Regions from separate parts of the Homo sapiens genome. Here all the other regions are linked to region 2. The links are chromatin loops, found by intact Hi-C in ENCODE. Cell type or tissue: PC-9. All regions are shown on one strand.

The links. Hi-C counts contacts between places; a loop is a spot of excess contacts. Peaks named below come from ENCODE experiments on the same cell type or tissue, not always from the same donor. Only the 100,000 strongest peaks of a DNase experiment are listed, where the experiment ranks them.
Region 1: it touches region 2 in a loop (4-fold over the local background); 1 of 110 quality-filtered maps calls a loop at or near these places.
Region 3: a loop joins it to region 2, with 6 times the contacts of the local background. A loop is called at or near these places in 6 of 110 quality-filtered maps.

Annotation. Positions count from the first base shown.
Region 1 is chr15:69,996,192-70,000,191 of GRCh38, reverse strand. All of the region lies in intron 2 of LOC101929129 (a long non-coding RNA gene), which reads left to right. Among named protein-coding and RNA genes, the nearest start is that of MIR629, 81 kb to the left of the region's middle. RefSeq lists an enhancer at 1-4. In PC-9, no CTCF peak of the experiment used is centred here; a DNase peak (open chromatin) is centred at 2,101.
Region 2 is chr15:70,091,302-70,095,301 of GRCh38, reverse strand. It overlaps TLE3 (TLE family member 3, transcriptional corepressor), which reads left to right. Exons shown (of 20, transcript NM_001105192.3): 4 at 726-770. Among named protein-coding and RNA genes, the nearest start is that of TLE3, 4.6 kb to the left of the region's middle. In PC-9, no CTCF peak of the experiment used is centred here; DNase peaks (open chromatin) are centred at 1,561 and 3,151; H3K4me3 peaks cover 2,983 bases; H3K27ac peaks cover 2,325 bases.
Region 3 is chr15:69,803,405-69,807,404 of GRCh38, reverse strand. It overlaps the pseudogene GEMIN8P1. Among named protein-coding and RNA genes, the nearest start is that of LINC00593, 30 kb to the left of the region's middle. RefSeq lists a silencer at 2,227-2,423. In PC-9, no CTCF peak of the experiment used is centred here; a DNase peak (open chromatin) is centred at 2,014.

The sequences.
Region 1 (4,000 bases), 95 kb after region 2:
AAGGAAATACCTCTCCATATGGAGTTCCATTCTAGTGCAGGAGACAGACCATAAATAAGAGAAAGTAGAATGGATTATATGCTAGGGTGGATGAGTGCTGTGGAGAGAATAAAGCAGAGAAGAGAAATATGAGTGTCCGGGGTTGACATTTTCAAAAGAGTTGCCAGGGCGGGTGAAATGAGGATGGATGTGTGCGTCACCTAAAAGCCACATGTTGAAGCCCTAACCCCCAGTGTGATCGTGTCTGGAGGTGGGAACTTTGGGACGAAGCTAATTAGATTTAGATGAGGCCACGTGTGTGCCCCTCCCCACCACGATGGGATTAGTGTCCCTGTAAGGAGAGCAAGAGAGACCAGAGCTCTCTCTCTCTTCACCATGTGAGGACACGGCAAGAAGGTGGCCATCTGCAAGCCAGGTGCCTTGACCTTGGCCTTCTCAGCTTCCAGAACTAGGGAAAATACACGTCTGTGGTTTAAGCCACCCAGTCTGTGGTGTGTCATTACAGCAGCCTGAGCTAAGACGGAGCCTCTTTGAAATGACGACTTTGAGGAGAGACCTGGAGAAAGTGAAGAGGGGAGCAAGTGAACGTGTGGAGGAAGAACATTCTAGACAAAGGGGCAAAGGCCAAGGCCCTGAGGTGGGTGGGTGTCTGGCGTGTTGGAGGAGGAGCGAGGAGCAGTGTGGCTGGTCAGGGTGAGGGAGGCGGGAGCCATAGGAGGTGGGGTGAGCAGCAATAGGCCCCGTCAGACAGGGCCTCGTTGGTTGTATACAGTAGAGATTTGGGCTTTACCTCTGAGAAAATGGCAACCATTTTCAGAGTTGCAGAGATGTAGCACAATCACACTGAAGCTTTAGCAGAATCCGGTAGCCACTGGGTGGAGCCTAGGCTGTAGGGTCAAGTGTAGAATATGGAGGCGAGGTGGGAGGCTCCTGGGAGCATGTAGGTGAGAGGTGCTGGTGGCTGGTGCCAGGCTGGGAGTAGTGGGAGGTGGTCAGATTCTGGATATGGATGGAAAGTGGATCCAGCTGTGTTTGCCGGCAGACAGGCCGAGGTTTTCTCAGGTGGTGGTGCTGCCCATGGCCAGGTGGGCCGCAGGCCTGTGGTTCCAGCAGTCAGTCCACTCAGGAGTCCTCGACTGCCTATGGAGAGCGCTGGCAGGAGCTGGCAAGTGTGAGGCCCAGGCTGTCAGAGCTGGACTCACTCCTGGCCTTGCTGTGTGAGCTGGCGAGGCAGCCCCGTGGAAAGGTGGCTGAATGAAGTTTGGGGAGCACACAGTGGGGCTGGGGAGTGGCAGGAAGTTGGGGGTGATGAGAGCAGAGTCCAGAGTTGGACCTGCCTCAGCAGGGCCCTTTGCCCCGTGGGCTGGTGGGACCAAGACACGCTCCCCTGGCCCTGGCCTGGCCGTGAGTGCTGTGCTGAGGTAGGGCTGGCAAAACACAGGGGCTGTGTTTCTAAACTGTACCTCCTGCCTCTCACTCTCAAAGCCCCCTCTCCTCCGGCTGGCCCGCACTGAGGAGAGCCCATCATGGGGCCCAAGGGGAGCCACTGCAAGAGGCTCGGGAAGCAACTTCTCTGGGGCCCTTGCTTTAGAGCAATGGTCAGCAAACAGAGACAATACTCCCATTCCATGGAGGCATTAGCTGATGTCTGGAGACATTTTTGTGTGTCCCCACTGGGGCAGTGCTACTGACAGCTAGTAGAGGCCAGAGGTGCTGCTAAACCTGCATTACACAGGACAGTCCCCCAAAGCAGGAATCCCCTGAATCATCCGTCCCAACATGTCGGCAGTGCCAAGACTGAGAAGACCTGCTTTAGAGACACCTTAATTCACCAACCTTCCCAAGTGTGGCAGCTTGCAAAAAAATGGGCACAAATTCCCCCCAATACCGGTATGTACACCCTTTATCCCAGTAAGAGGTGAAGTGGATTTCTCTGCCTCTTGCGACTTGCACTGACCAATTGAATGCAGAGGAAGTTATGTCATGGAGCTTCTGAGCCCAGACCTCAAGAGGTCCTGCAGCTTCCACTGTTGTTCCCTTGGAGCCCCTGGCAGCAATGAGGAGCAGCCATGGGCGAGCTGCCAGATGAGTGTAGCTGCATGAGTGACTCCAGACAAGACCAGCAGAAGACCCGCCCAGAAGAGCCCAGCCCAAACTACTGGCCCACAGAAGAATGAGGAAATAGAATGGTGGTTGTTTGAAGCTACTAAATGTTGGGGCTGTTTGTTTTGCACTGACTACACTGACAGCAGGTGCATTTTAAAGGGGATGTCTGAGGACCTGTGGAGGCTGAAGTGACTCCATCTTGGATGCTAATGTGCCATGCTGACTTCTGATTAACCCCAGCTCCAGGAAAGCCTCTAAGATCTCTACTTTCATGTAGTTGCTGTAAATCCTGCCCTTAGATCAAAACAACCTTGATGTTACCATAAACACATACTTACTATAAATCCTGCCCTTAGGCAAATTCCCTATGGCATACGAGCCCTGGGTCTGGGGGTAGCAGTGCAGGCGTCCACCATTGCGCCTTGCAGCCACCCAAGACATGGGTTGTTCGTGAGTCCCTATTAAATGTTTCTTTCTGAGAACCTGGGTTTCTTGGCCTCTTTCTTTGGCCTCTCAGCTTCCTTAGGCTTTGGGGCTAGGTTTGCATAGAACTACTCACCATAGAACAGGATCATATGTTTTAACCCAGAGGATTAGTGGGCTCACCTCAGTCAAAGGAAGGCCGTTGAAGTGGATTTTGCCTCAGCAGCAGAATCCTTCCTGTTGATGAAATCACTCTAGGTGAGTAACTGCCAGTGCAGTCTGGATCCCGTGTGCGTACAGAACAGGCAATGATCCCGGCCTATTGGCCACAGGTGGGGTGAGAGGAGCAGCTGGGATAATGGAGAGCAGATTGGTGGCCAGCCGCTGGGCAGAGGGCGGGGCTCCGAAGTGAGATAGCATGGGCAGGACTGCCAGCTCCACCGCCCGCAGCCACCTAACCTTGAGCAGGTCGCTCTTCCTCTCCAGACCTCTGCTTCTCCTCTGGAAAGGGATGATAATACCTCTCTCAGGTTTATTGGGAGGATTAGATCAGATTAGATGAGACTATGTATATGAAGGACTTAGCACCGGGCCTGGCACTGAGAAGGTACAATAATGGCTTGTTGACTGATTAAACAGACACACTGTTTGGACTAGGGTTTGGCTGACAGTAAAGGGTATAAAAGGATCTTTCAGGCTGTGTGTCCTCTTAAGTGCAGGAGGGTCTTTCAAAAGAGAAAAAAAAAAAAAAAGAGAAGAGAAAAGAAAAAAAAAAAAAGGATTGGGAGCTGTAGGAACTAGGTTATTGCTAGATACTTCCAGAATGGATGTCCCTAGATGGAAAGGAAACGCGGGTTTAAATCAGTTTGGCATTGATAGCAGGAGGCAGGAAAACAGTTGGTCTTAATATTATTCCTGTGTGAGCCAGCATGTGGTGTGGGTTTTAATTTAAAGCAGGCATTTAGTGAGTTGATAAACAGGAGTGTGCACCTCCTGCCCTCCCACGCCCTGAGCCCCAGAAGAACAATTATCCTGGAGAGAAGATGAAAGGAACATATGGAAATGAATTCTAATAATATGGAGCAGGCAGGCAGCACCTGCTTTCTCACGCGGGCTTTGAGGGGGCTCGAGTCGAGACTGTGTACACACCAGCAGGTAGCAGAGGTCAGTCGAGGCCACCCTGACTGGTTCACTCCACTGGAGCAGTTCTGTGCTGTGGGATGGAGACGGGGCTGAGAACTTTTGGGGCCTCTGTTAATGGCGTGGTCTGAGGCATGCCTCCACTGGCGCCGTCTCTGCGGTGTTGTGCGTATTCAGATAAGCCAGGCTGATTGTTTTGTTTCATTGTTTGTTTGTTTTTTACCTTCCCCCAAATGCTGACACAGAATGGGCACATAAGAGGCCAGCCTCTGTCTAAGGTTACCAGACTCAATTTGGAGATAGTAGTTTGGATTCTCAGTTACAATTCTGG
Region 2 (4,000 bases):
AAAGTTTCCCAGGGGCTGATTGCCATTGCCCTATCTTGGCTAGTAAGATAGGATTGGACCAGCCCATGTGAAATTAGGGTTGGTAAAAATCTCTCTTAGTGACCTCCTGGGAGTGTTTGGAAACTTTTCTGCTTTGCAGCTGGGATCTAGCCAGAGTAGGACAGAAGCCCTCCTTCCCCAGGGTGTTGTGAGGAGTGGAGAGGCCTTGTAAAGCTCTCTCTGCCTCCACTCCCCTCCTCAGGGATCCCCCAGCTGGGTATCTTCTCCACGCTGGGGCAGTAGGCAGACTGTCTTCCTTTTGCCCAGCAAGTTTTAATCTTCATTTGTGAGAGGGCACGGCTCCCTGCACTGCTTTCCACATAAGAGGCCTTCGACACAGTGCTAAATAACTCTCAGAGGACAAGAGGGTCCCAGTGTACACACGATTCCCTGTTGAACCTGAACCTTGTATAAACAGGATATAGGGCACATGTGGTGCTTGTGGGAGGGAAGGCCCAGCTCCCCTTACTACCACATAATATAACGTTCTGTTGAGATGAGAGGAACGCTCGCCCTTGTCAGCTCTTAAACCGCTCTGTAAGCTGGCTTTGGGGTTTGATTTAAACTTCTTTAGCAAATGTATCGTAAAAGTATGATTTGGCCAAAACCTTTCCAAGAAAAAACTGATTTTGAAAAATGACCAGATTTCTGTGTTGTCTGTTAATAGCCATTCTTTTTACTTTTAGTACTATGAGATGTCCTATGGCTTGAACATTGAAATGCACAAGCAGGTAAGTGCTTTTCTCTTTTAAAAATATATTTCATTTTTTAAAAACTTATATATGTGGACTTCTTATGTTCTCTCTTGTTTGAAAGTGAGCCTGCTTCTTCGATTCCTCCCCCTTCTCCTTGAAGAGTGAATGGATCCAGTCCTTGAAATGCAAGGTCTGAGGCTTTGCTGATTTTTTTTTAGACATGTTGAGCTTTTAGCATTTGAGCTTGTGAAATTAGTCCTGGTCTTGGATCTCGGTGGAGGATAAAGGACCAAAGGGAAAGTTGTACCTCCAGGATCTGCTTTACAAACTCCTGAAAGCCCAGAGGTGGCTGGCTGCTTTTATCTGTTTTAATGTAAAATTCTCAAGAGGAAATGCAGGAGGATTTTTTTTTTCTTTCTCCTTTTTTTTTTCTTTTTGCAGAAATGTGATGTTCTGCCTTGATAAGATTAAACTTCAAGAACCTTAAAAGCCAGGCTGAGCTGTCGAAATTTAAGGGAACGAAGCCACTAACTGCTTAAAAATATGAAGCCAGAATGAAATACAACTTCAGTGCCTTGCATTGACAAGGTGGCTTTCTCATCCCTGTCTTGATTTGAAGGCAGCCGAGTTCCCATTTTACAGAGAAGGAAGCTGAAGCTCCTGGGTGAAGTAACTTGCCCAGGGGCAGCCTAGCCAGGACTTTCGAGATGGCTGGGGGTTGAGCTCAGCTTTGAAATCCTGAAGTCAAACCAGTTTAGCTAGTGTGGTGTCGTTTGATGGATATGTAAACTACCTGGTATTGTCACTCTTCTAATAACAGTATACCTCAAACCGAGCAAATACAAACACCCTTTATCTCAGTGCATATCAGTAACTAGTCCCAGTGCTAGGCTGGGCTGTGGGAGAGGCCTGTTTGTGTATTTGTGTTCTGAGGAAAGGCTGCCTATAATTTGGCTTGGCCAACGTTTAGAGTTGACTTGGCACGTATAAATGGAGCAGGCAGGCCGGTTGTTCTTTTTAACAATTGGTGTTCATGAAATCTCAGAAGGCTGTTGACTCATTCTAGCCTTTGGTGACCGTGACTTGAATGGATTTTCTGCTCTAAATTAACAGTCGTTTACAAGGTTTCAATTTTGCTCTTTAAGGAGGCAGGACCCAGGGCAGGTGAGAAGGGCAGGTGACCCTGGAAAGTGGGCAGATTCCTACCCACTCGGGTGGCTTCCTATAGAGCCTTTGGGATCTGTAGTTTCCTTTCCCCTCCTGGAGGGAGCCCCCAGTGTTGGGTGAAGGGAAGCCAGAAAGGGGCCTGAGTTTATTGAGCAATGTGTGGGAAGCCAGCTTGTGGCTTCCTGAGGGATTAGTTAGTCCCTTAGGAAGGCACATGAAGGCTACCATGTTTTTACTTCTTGACACACAGAAATAATAGACAGGGCTTTATACGTAAAGATATTTCTCCTTGGAAAAATAGAATAGAGACAGGTTCTGCAACTGGAAGGGGCCAGGTCCCGGAAGAATGCTTGAAATGGAACTGGGGGCCCAGGTGTTTCAAGGACCTTGGGGTGTATGCAGGGTGCCACTTCCTCCCTTTGTCTGCCCTGTCTTAATTTTTTTTTTCTCAAATAGTATCTTGGGTGTGTTTAAAGAGGGTAATTGCACCCAGGTTTAAAATTTATAGCAGCAGTTATTGGAAGAGCTTGGTAATTAAGGTGTAATGTCTCGTTGCATGTTGAGGTCTGCATGGGTGGTGTTCCGCATGTCTGTGAATGAATGGTGCTTTGGCACTAAGAATCCACCTTGGCTCGCAGCAGATCTGTTCTGTGAGTCCTGGGGATGCTGTGAACGCAGGAAGAGTTAAATATCTTAACGCATTTGGTGGTGGGGTTTATATAAAGAGCAGCTGTGTACATCTGGGATTTCTGGCCATTCCCCAAACAAGGTTCTTAAGGGGAGAATGCCTGGGGTTTGGCTACGTTGTCTCATTTAATCCTCTCAGCTGCCAGTGGTGGATAGAGGCATTCTTTGCCCCCTGTTTATAGGTGAGGAAACTGAGGCTTCAGGGAGGCCAGGAGGGCAGAGCTGGGATTCAAATCCAGCCCTCTGGCTTCCCCACTGGGCACTTTACCTTGCTTGCCACTCACCTTTGCCCTCTAGCCTGAGTTCCCAGCCTGAACATGTGTGCTCTGAATGCAGTGGCTTTGCAAGCTTATGGCAGTCTCTGAGTTGGGTGAAATCACCCTGTGGCTGTGGAGGAACAAAGAGGCAAGGAGGTGAAGAAACCTGTGCCGTGAAATGCAACCCTGATCTAATGGAGCTGGCCACTCCCTAGGTTTGCAAGGGTTCTGTAGAAGAAAGCCCTGCCACTAATTGTAGTGTGGGTCTTGGGTGCATTTGGCGAATGGTGGTTAGGCCTGAGCAAACAAGTTTATCAGCTGACCTGTTTAGCGGTTGACTGGTGTTTTATCGGCACACACAATCAAGTGACTGGAGTGCTTGAATTATTCATGCAGTGTCCTGCCCTCTAGACTTGACTGTTCGTGTGATTACATCTGCCTGGAACAAACAGGCTGGATTCTTCATCTTTAAGCTGGGGTGGGGGTGGGGACTGTCTGTACTTTTATATAATAGATGATCTATAGAGCTAGCACCTTGGGAAGTGTGGCAGTCCTCAGCCTGCGCGCATACACGCACACGCACTCCACCATCACCACCACATATTTTTTTTAAAAGCTCTCCTTTGCTGGCTCTATGGGAAATGCCAATTAGCTGGGAACCTCGAGTCCTGCCAGATGGGCCCGGGTATTGACAGAGGGCAGCTGATGAGGTGCGTCCAGCCCATTTTTATTTTACTGAGAGGTTAAACTCACTGTGGCTGGCTCCTTCTCTGGCTGTTTCTCTGTCTCTCTCTTTTTCCAAGCTGTCAAAATCCCAGAGAAGTAATAAATGGTTTCTCCTCCTGCTCTTCTGCCTCCCTCCCTAATTATGGTAAAGCAAAGATTACAGAATCACAGGCCTGGCCCGGGACTTCAAGAGGTCACCCACCTCCACCAAGCCCCCTGCTTCCAGGCAGAATGTCAAGGGTGGTTCAGAGAGTCTGGGAAGGCAGTGATGACTGACCGGCTCATCACTTGCCATCTTGTTTGTGCAGAGGCTTTCCAGTGTCAGCCACAAATAACAAAGCCAGCTTAAAACCAGGGGCCCCAGAGCAATTGCCATGCATTGGATTTGAGGCACTGGCTCTCTGAGAAGCTGGGTCAGGCAGCCTTTTC
Region 3 (4,000 bases), 290 kb after region 2:
GGTGGCGGCCACCCCTTGTGGACTGGTGGGGAATCCTCATTCCTGCCCTTGGTCCACACCTGCACCTGCTCTTACATCCTACCATCCCAGGCTCAAGGCCCTCCAGGTTTTCTGGCTCTCAGGACCATCAGATACACTCAGAAACATTCTGTTGTTCGCTACACAACACCGGGGGGATGAGGGCTTGTGATGCGTCCTGAACCCCCCGGAGGTTGCTTCCTGCCTATCTATTGGTCCTTCACGACACTGAATGCTGGGACTTCTCTATGGAGCTTCCTGCCTCCCCACGGAGTGGGGGCACCTGTCTCTCTTCTCTCTGATCCCCTAAATTATTGGAGATTCTATCGTCCCCTCAACTTCAGAGTTTGAGAGCGTGGAACGTGTAGGCAGGACCATTCCCAGAGATTCATGCCAGCATTTAATTCTCTTTCCTTCTAAGGACTTTTTTTTTTCTTTGCTCAGGGAGTCATTAATGTAGACTGGGTAGGTGGGAAAAAGTAGCTTAACAAACCATACACTAGTCCTCCTGATTTCTGTGTGTCAGGACTCGGATTCTCGAAAGGCAAGATTTTGAGACTCTCAAACTATTGTCTCTGCCATGGGTTTCGAAAGCTGCATATTTGTTTCTCTCTCGCTCTGCATTTCTGCTCTAGTTACTCTACCATGAGGCCAGTGAGTAAAGAATGGAAGGAGGGTAGGAATCCCCAAGGAGAGCAGTAGTTGCGAATGTTTCAAATAGTTCATATCCTTCTATCATGGAAGCAGGAACGCTGCAAGGTCTATGTTGCTGATTAAATCAAGATTTTAAACACTTATGTAAAAGAGTACCCTTGGCTGCATAATCTGAACTGCAAGACAGGAGATGGGCTTTGTAACCTCATTCTGCCCCCAACCAGATGGGGGCTTCCTTCCTGTGTGAGTCGTTGGGAGAGATGGGCTCCGGGCTTCTGCTGCAGAAGCCACAAAAGCCTCCCACCTGTTCTCCCAGACCCTAACAGCCAGGGAGGGGAACGCAGTCTGTGCTCAGCCAATCACCTGTACCCACTGGGAAGAACACAGAGAGCCATGGGTCCATTTCTGATGCATCATGGGCCGTAGCTGAAGTGGGCTAATCAGATTTCGTGGCATGATCTGGCTATGCTCTCAGCAGCCCACTTTCCCTTGGCTTCTGCTTGTTTTCTGGACCTGGTTCTCCAGTCTTCCAGTGGGTTCAGTGGCCTTCTCCATATCCTTCCATCAAATCTCATTCTCCCTAGGTATCCAACATCGGCATCTATGTGGTGCAGCCAAGAGCTCTGACTGGTGATCATGAGTAACTCAGTTCTTCTCTAACGACCTTGGTGTCCTTCTCCTATGAAAGGAGGTGTTTAAGGCAGGTGAACTCCAGGATCTTACAATCTACCTTATGCTTTAAGTGCTTTGGGGCTGAAATGCATAGCCCAGTTGGTCAGTTCACCCATCCATGTCCGACGCTCCACCATTCTCTAGGTGGCCCCTATCTACATTTCAGGGACTAATCACCCTCTGCACAGTCAGCCTGGCACCCCATTCCATCCAGTATGCGAATGATCCACCCACAATGAGTTCCACAATCATTCAATCAACCAGGCTCCTTTATTACAGGACTTCTCAGAGCCTTTAATATGCTAATATACTTTGTGATCCTCTAAGAGAAGACTATAATACACATAAATCATTTCCCAAATCAATTTCGTCGTACACTTGTTGCCTCACTGCCTCTTTCAAGAACTAGAACATAATGGAACACTGCTGTGGAAAAAAGATACCAAATGTCACATGAGGAAAGACGACATCTGGCTTGACTTCCAAAACATACACACGCACAAACTTGCACATGCAGGAATTCTCTGGTCCAGCCTGACTGCATTGTAACTTTTTTCTTTGGCCGCCATTCAGCTTCCTGGATGCACAGGGATAACCAGTGTTAAGTGCCTTCACCTGGGGTTCTATGCCCAGGGCAACAGTCAGTGGTGACTCAGGGTTTGGTGTTTCCACACTCCACAGGGGCTGCTCTGTGCTCCGTGCCACTCAAGATGAAGCAAGTGCCACAACACCTGTGCTCCCTGAACCCTGGATGAGCAGCTGTGATGTGTGCAGTGTGCAATCCCCTGCCCCACAGAATTCCTGGTGGAGAAGAGCAAATAAGCCAAGTGTGACAACAAGCATGACACACTGGTGTCCCTGCCCAGTGGGGCCTGAGTGCCCACTGTCCAGCCTCTCAGGCAGCCCTGGCTTGGCCTCTAGGGAGAGTTTGGAAGCTTTCCTGACACCTACCCCTAGGTCACAGAAAGCCTCAAACATACCACAGCCCCCGTTCTGTTCTCCCATAGACCTGCCATTCAGGAACATGTCAAAACATTTTGAAACCATTTCTCAAGTTGTACCCTGTCTGGAGAGAACAGCTTCCCTAAGTGTGCGGCTTATTGCATCAAGGATTTCCTTGAGAAGCTCTAAGGGGAACTCCTCAGATCTCTATCACAGGGCTGGCTGGAGATGCCGGCACCCAGATCCCTCCAGGAGTGCTTGACTGTGACTCCATGGATTCCATGGGGATATGAGAATGGTCCCCTTTAACCTTTTTGCCTTCCAAACTATAAATATCAAGGAATATGTCTTCCTTATTATATTTGGTCTTTTTCTTTTGCTGATCATACTTGTATCAGTGAGGACTCATTCTACTTCAGTTAACTTATAATCTGACCCAAATGTGTTTAAACCTAAAAGAAAATTTATTAGTTCCTATTACTAAAAGATCAAAGGGTAGGGCCAGCTTCAGGCAAGGCTGGATCAGGAGCTCTGTGCTGTCTCCAATATATGACCTCTCTCCAGTCCTCAGCTTTATTCTCAAACTCAAGGTAACACCCAAGGCTCATTTCACAAGCCTGAGGGTTCAAGTCTAGCAGGGAGACTTGAGCCTGCTTTCCACAAAAGTCCTGACTTCATTCTGATTGTACTAGCCTCTGGTAACATGCCCACCCCTGAACTAATTGCTGTGACCTGGGAAATGAGAAGTGATGATTGGCTTAGGTCAGGGTCATGTGCTCTACCTCAAGAACCCCCACCCAAGCCACCTGGGCTAAGAGAGGGCTTGACCCCAAGTCCAATCAGGAGCTGTTGTTAGGCGATGAAGAAATGAATGTGAGGGAGGGGTAAGCAATAAGTGTGTGCCAACTACTAATTCACAAGACATCTAGCTCAAAACAATGAGTGACCAGGGAATCTTTAAAACTTCTCACTAAGGAAGGAAAACTAGGCCCCTGCTTGGCCACCGCTCAGGATATGCAAGCTGAGAGCCCATGAGTTTCGGCACCCACTTGGACTTTCACAATCAGAGACGGCAGCGGTGAAGGCATGAACATTGAAAGCTACCAGGCCTTGGTATTCTCATCCGATATATGCAAGATACTGGCAACATTATCATCAAGCAATGGCTTCGATGCAAAGCCACCACAATGCCTACAGGAAGGCCGGGGAATCCTGTTGCAGTCTTCCTTGGTACTTCCCTCCTGCACTTCCTCCCCAAAGCTGTTACGATAACCAGGCTGCGTATCCTTAGTCCTTCTATGGCCATCATGTGACCTGGCAGGACTCCCCGTGCAGTTCTTTACATTTCAGAGGGTCTGGGCAGCAGCCACATGACAGCAGTAGAATCCAGGCATCCACAAGAGAAGACCAAGATTTGTCCAAAGAGGAAGAGATGGAGATCAAGTTAGATGCAGAGGTAGAATGTGACCTGAGCAATATGGAAATCACCAAAGAGCTCCGCCAGTACTCTGCAGAGTGCCTCGGTAGAGGCACAGAGAAGGACGGTGGTGACAGCAGCTGGATGCAGAGCACCTGGAAAGCTATGTGAAGGCTGACCACGACCTGACCTGTACTGCAACACCCGCTGGTTGGTAGAGGCCCCAACTGAGAGGCCTAGAGAGCAGCGTCCCAGGCCGAGATGAAGCGATTGTATGGGGACAGCGCCAAGATCCAG